Regions from separate parts of the Mus musculus genome. Here region 1 is linked to region 2. A link is a loop called in an ENCODE intact Hi-C map of the cell type or tissue named here. Cell type or tissue: left cerebral cortex. All regions are shown on one strand.

What was found. Peaks named below come from ENCODE experiments on the same cell type or tissue, not always from the same donor. Only the 100,000 strongest peaks of a DNase experiment are listed, where the experiment ranks them.
Region 1: a loop joins it to region 2, with 6 times the contacts of the local background. A loop is called at or near these places in 37 of 42 quality-filtered maps.

The regions. Positions count from the first base shown.
Region 1 is chr10:128,089,871-128,092,370 of GRCm38, reverse strand. It overlaps Atp5b (ATP synthase, H+ transporting mitochondrial F1 complex, beta subunit), which reads right to left. Exons shown (of 10, transcript NM_016774.3): 10 at 1,983-2,352. The coding sequence ends at 2,252. It also overlaps a transcript of Baz2a not described here. Among named protein-coding and RNA genes, the nearest start is that of Baz2a, 1.7 kb to the left of the region's middle. In left cerebral cortex, a CTCF peak has its summit at 1,228 (motif pointing left); DNase peaks (open chromatin) are centred at 680 and 1,221; H3K4me3 peaks cover 1,217 bases; H3K27ac peaks cover 1,087 bases.
Region 2 is chr10:128,184,939-128,187,438 of GRCm38, reverse strand. No RefSeq gene overlaps it. Among named protein-coding and RNA genes, the nearest start is that of Gls2, 8.4 kb to the left of the region's middle. In left cerebral cortex, a CTCF peak has its summit at 1,258 (motif pointing right); a DNase peak (open chromatin) is centred at 1,263.

The DNA.
Region 1 (2,500 bases), 95 kb after region 2:
ATCCGTACTACAGCTGTACAAATCTGGAATCAGGAAACCACAGAGGCAAAACGCTCTCTGTCCTGTCAATGGTGGAGGCCATCCGTAACAGGGTCGTGAGGCTGATGCAGGGCTAAGAATCGACTTTATTCATTGCTCGGTTTGGCCCCAGCCACCACCACCACCCTTGCAGCAACCTCTGGGGCAACAGGAAGCAGCTGCTCAGTGCAGCCCCGACCCGGTGGTGGGTTAAAGGGGGGAGGAAGAAACACCGAGAGAAACTAGGGGGAGGGGAAGCATCTCTTACAAGACCAAGACTGAACTAGTAATGAATACAGTAAAATACTACTTGAATCTCTGCACTTAAATTGGAGCGGGGGGTTCTAGGGTGAGGAAGGAAGCCCTAACCTAAGATACAACCCCAGGCTCTTCCTTAGAGCTGGAGCTTGCCAATGCTCAGCAGCTCACCAGCTAAGCCCCGTGTCCCCCCCACAGTCCGTTTCTCTTCCTTCACTCCCCCAAAAGAGCAAAGGTTAGGCCCCACCCCTGCTGAGTCAGCCAGAGAGGGAGCTGGGCATCCCTCAGGCCTTTCCCAGGGGCAGCTATCATACTTACCCATGTCAGGCTGGCAGGACTCAGGATTAGGACCCAGATTCTCACTGTCCTTGGGTCTTGCTTCAATTGAAGGCTACTGTTGGATCCTGTCCAACTATGGGCTGGGAACTCGCAAACCCCAAAAAAGCCAATGTATGCTTCCTGCGAACGACACAGCCTGAACTGCTGTAGGGTGATGTCCCTGTATGACAGACTGGGGTGGGAGGGAGGAGGGAAGGGCGGGGCTTTCATTGGGTGGAGAGAGGGAGGAGGCGAGGACAGGGCCGACCGGAGAAATATGGAGGAAGGTTAGAACTATATTAATACTTTAGGACTGTGGTTGAAGGGGACAGTAAAGGATGAAGGAAACAAAGAGTTACAGCTAGCGAGAGAGAAAGGTTCTCTACAAACCTTAGAGAACACGAACACCGGGATGGAAATGACCTTTAAAATATCAGTTTCCAAGTCTGTACTTGGGTGACAAAGCAGAAAGAGGTGACCTGTGTACTCTTAGGTCTTTATCAGCTTTTTGCCGACTCGAGTCAGGATCTGGAGCTGTCCCCACCCGGTAACAGCATTTCCCCCAACCCAAGCTCCAAGAGCAAACTACCAAGAACAGGCAACTCAGGGGCGCCACCTTCTGTCCTAATCTTGACACAGGAGGGACTGGAGCCAAGGACGTCATAGACAGATGGAAGCTCAAGCCTCTACTCCACCCCAGGAACCTTTCCCAGAGCCCTTTAGGTCACAGAGCTCAGAATTGGGAGTTGAGCTGTCCAGAGCTCTACCCCAAGTGGACAACCTTACAAGGTGAAACTTATAGATGTAGGCTCCTCCCCAGGCCAACTCCAGCTGGTTTGTAAATAGTCATTAGACTATAGAAATACCTCCTTGCAAATAGCCTTAAATAGATTTCAAAATGGTGAGATTGCAGGTCTTGTAGTGTCAAATGCTTCCACAAGAGGCCACTGGCTGGGCTCAAACACGTTGTAAGGCACAAAATACATCCTAGCATAGTGTGTGCTAAGGTACCCATTTTTATGAAGAGGAAGTACTGCTTTTCAAAAGTCCCAGTGGCAACAGTATCAAGATTACTCTTTGTAACATCACCGAAGCCTTAAAACTTTTTCATAAGGGATCTTAAGAGACCATTTTTTTTTTTTGCCCTGAAGACTCAAGCACAAACATGCACAGCTAGGCTTGTTCAAATTTCTGGCAATATATTAAGAATTTTCTGAATGAGTACCTAGACAAGACCCTCAATTGTGACAGATAGTCAGCATTTCCTAAAAACGCAATCCCTGTCTTGAATAAGTTTATCTATTTTCTCCAGGGGAAAAACACTTTAGTGATAGTTGGAGCAAAAACCAAAGCTGAGCCTATTATGAAACACAAGGCCCATAGAATCTCATTAATAAATTGATCTTTTTAATAATAATCCTGTTTCTAACAATTTCCTAAATGTGGCCCACCACTGTGAGCTCAATTATAAGCTGTTTCAGAAGCAACATAAACAGACATAAATGAGGGGTATATACTTTATTGAAAACTTTAAATACTCTTCAGAGAGAACATCACATCTTCAATCAAGGCTCTTGTGTGGCCTGCATGGAAGGAAACCTGAGCTCTCGCTTGATATGGAGAGATCAGTTGCAGTGCTGCCTTTGGCTGGAGTCCCTCACGACCCGTGCTCTTCTGCCAGCTTATCAGCCTTTGCCACGGCTTCTTCAATGGGTCCCACCATGTAGAAGGCTTGTTCTGGGAGATGGTCATATTCACCTACATAGGGGAAAACACAGTAAGAAGCTGAGTTATATCAGCTTCCTGCAGCATGTACACCTCACCACTTGAGCCCACTGTGAAACCTTATCATGCAAGGAAACTTTTCAACTTCCACGTGAAATTTACTTTTGGGGGGTGGGGGTGT
Region 2 (2,500 bases):
GTCTGTGATGCAAATGCACCTGGAGAAGGGGAGAGAACTTTTGTTGAAGAGGCTGACCTGTTAGCAAGTCTTTGGAGGCATCATTGGATTGCTAATTGATAAAGGAGGACACACCCCACTGTGGGCGTTACTATCCCTAGGCAGATGGGCCTGGGCTGTAGGAAAATCTAGTGGAACAAGCCAAAGAGTACAGTAAGCCGCATCTACTCTCTGCTTCAGTCCATAATGAGGGACTGTGACATGGAAGGGCAAACCCGCTAAGTCCTTTGCTTTCCCAAGTTCCTGTGTTTGTCACAGATAATCTGAGTTCTGAAGAGGGTGAGGGGAGAGACTGAATCCTATCCCAGCCTTGCTATACAGTGAGACATTCTCTCAGAAAGTTACAAAACAAGATTCAATGTAAGAAAGAGGTGGGTATGAACCTCTTAAAAGTCAGTGCGGGGCATGGTGGTGCACACCTTTAATCCCAGCACTCAGGAGGCAGAGGCAGGTGAATTTCTGAGTTTGAAGCCAGCCTGATCTACAAAGTGAGTTCTAGGACAGCCAGGGCTACACAGAGAAACGCTGTCTCAAAAAACAAAAAACAAACAACAACAACAACAACAACAACAAAACAAAAATAAACACAAACACAAACAAACAAGTCAGTGAGTGTGTGTGGTATCTCATTCCTGGAATGCCTGCATTTGGGCCAGAGAGGCAGGGTCAGAGTTCAAGATCCATCCTTCAAAGCTATTCTGAGGCCATGCCTGTCATAAGAAAATAGGATAGAATCGAGAGTTAGGGGCTGGTGAGAAGGCTTGGTAGGTAAGAGCACTGACTGCTCTTCTGAAGGTCCTGAATTCAAATCCTAGCAACCACATGGTGGCTCACAACCACCCGTAATGAGATCTGACGCCCTTTTCTGGTGTGTCTGAAGACAGCTACAGTGTACTTATTTATAATAATAAATAAATCTTTTGGCTGGAGTGAGTGGGGCTGACCAGAGCAAGCAGAGGTCCTGAATTCAATTCCCAACAAACCCACATGAAGGCTCATAACCACCTGTACAGCTACAGTGTACTCATATACATAAAATAAATAAATAAATCTTTAAAAAAAAAGGAACGGAGAGTCAGAAAAATATAGATTCCTAGCTGGCATGGATGCATGCATACACCTGTGGTCCCAGTGGTCTGGAAACTAAGTCTGGAAGCTAAGGAAGTTTTGGTTTGCCTGCATGGACATGCACCACTTTTATGCAGTACCCATGGGGGCCAGTAGAGGGTGCTAGACTCTGCAGATTACAGGTGGTGGTGCATTTACATGCTGGTAACCTAAACTCCAATTCCCTGTGCCAACAAGCACTCTTCTCCAGACACAAGATGAACATGAGTCAGAGGTCAGTCTGGGCTCTGACACAGAACACATGCCTTTTCCCAGGTCACTATTCCACATCCGCTCTTCTGAGTACCTGTCTCTCTCTCTCTCTCTCTCTCTCTCTCTCTCTCTCTCTTTAAGATTTATTTATTTATTTATTTATTTATTTATTTTATATGAGTACACTGTTGCTGTCTTCAGACACACCAGAAGAGTGCATTGGACCCCACTACAAATGGTTGTGAGTCACCATGTGGTTGCTGGGAACTGGACTCAGGACCTCTTGAAGAGTCAGTGTTCTTAACCGCTGAGTCATCTCTCCAGCCCCCTAACCTTCCTTTTCATAACTCTTTACAAGGAGATAAATTCAACTTTTTAGATCATTTCCATTACAGAGTACTTGAGGCAGACACGTTCATCAGAGGGAGGAGCTTTTTTTAAATTGTAGATGGGAGTATACTGGAGGTGAGTGTCCTTGGCTTTGATGAGGTTTATTTCCTGGTTTCTGAAGCCTATCCAGACCTTCACTAGCATGCTGGTCAGCCTTCTGACTTTCAAGCACACATGATGGCCTGTATCTGGCTAGAGTCCAGCACATCTGCAGGTAATCCATTAATCTCTGTTCTCCACCCTGATCCCGAGGGGCCAATAGTGACATCATAGAATCACAGACATCTTCTCAAACAGATGCGGTCCGTCCAGCTCCAAATCTTTTACTTGTGATTCTTTGTTTGTTTGTTTTTTCAAGACAGGGTAGGCCTGGCAGTCCTGGAACTCACTCTGTAGATCAGGCTGGCCTCGAACTCAGAAATCCGCCCACCTCTGCCTTCCAAATGCTGGGATTAAAGGCGTGCGCCACCACTGCCCAGCTTTACTCGTGATTCTTATTTAAAAGTGTATTTTAATTTTTATTGTTTTTTTAAAGATTTATTTATTTATTATTAAAAGTGTATTTTAATTTTTATTGTTTTTTTAAAAGATTTATTTATTTATTATTTATTAACAGCACAGTATAGCTGTTTTCAGACACACCAGAAGAAGGCATCAGATCTCTTTACAGATGGTTGTGAGCCACCATGTGGTTGCTGGGATTTGAACTCAGGACCATTCGGAAGAGCAATCAGTGCTCTTAACTGCTGAG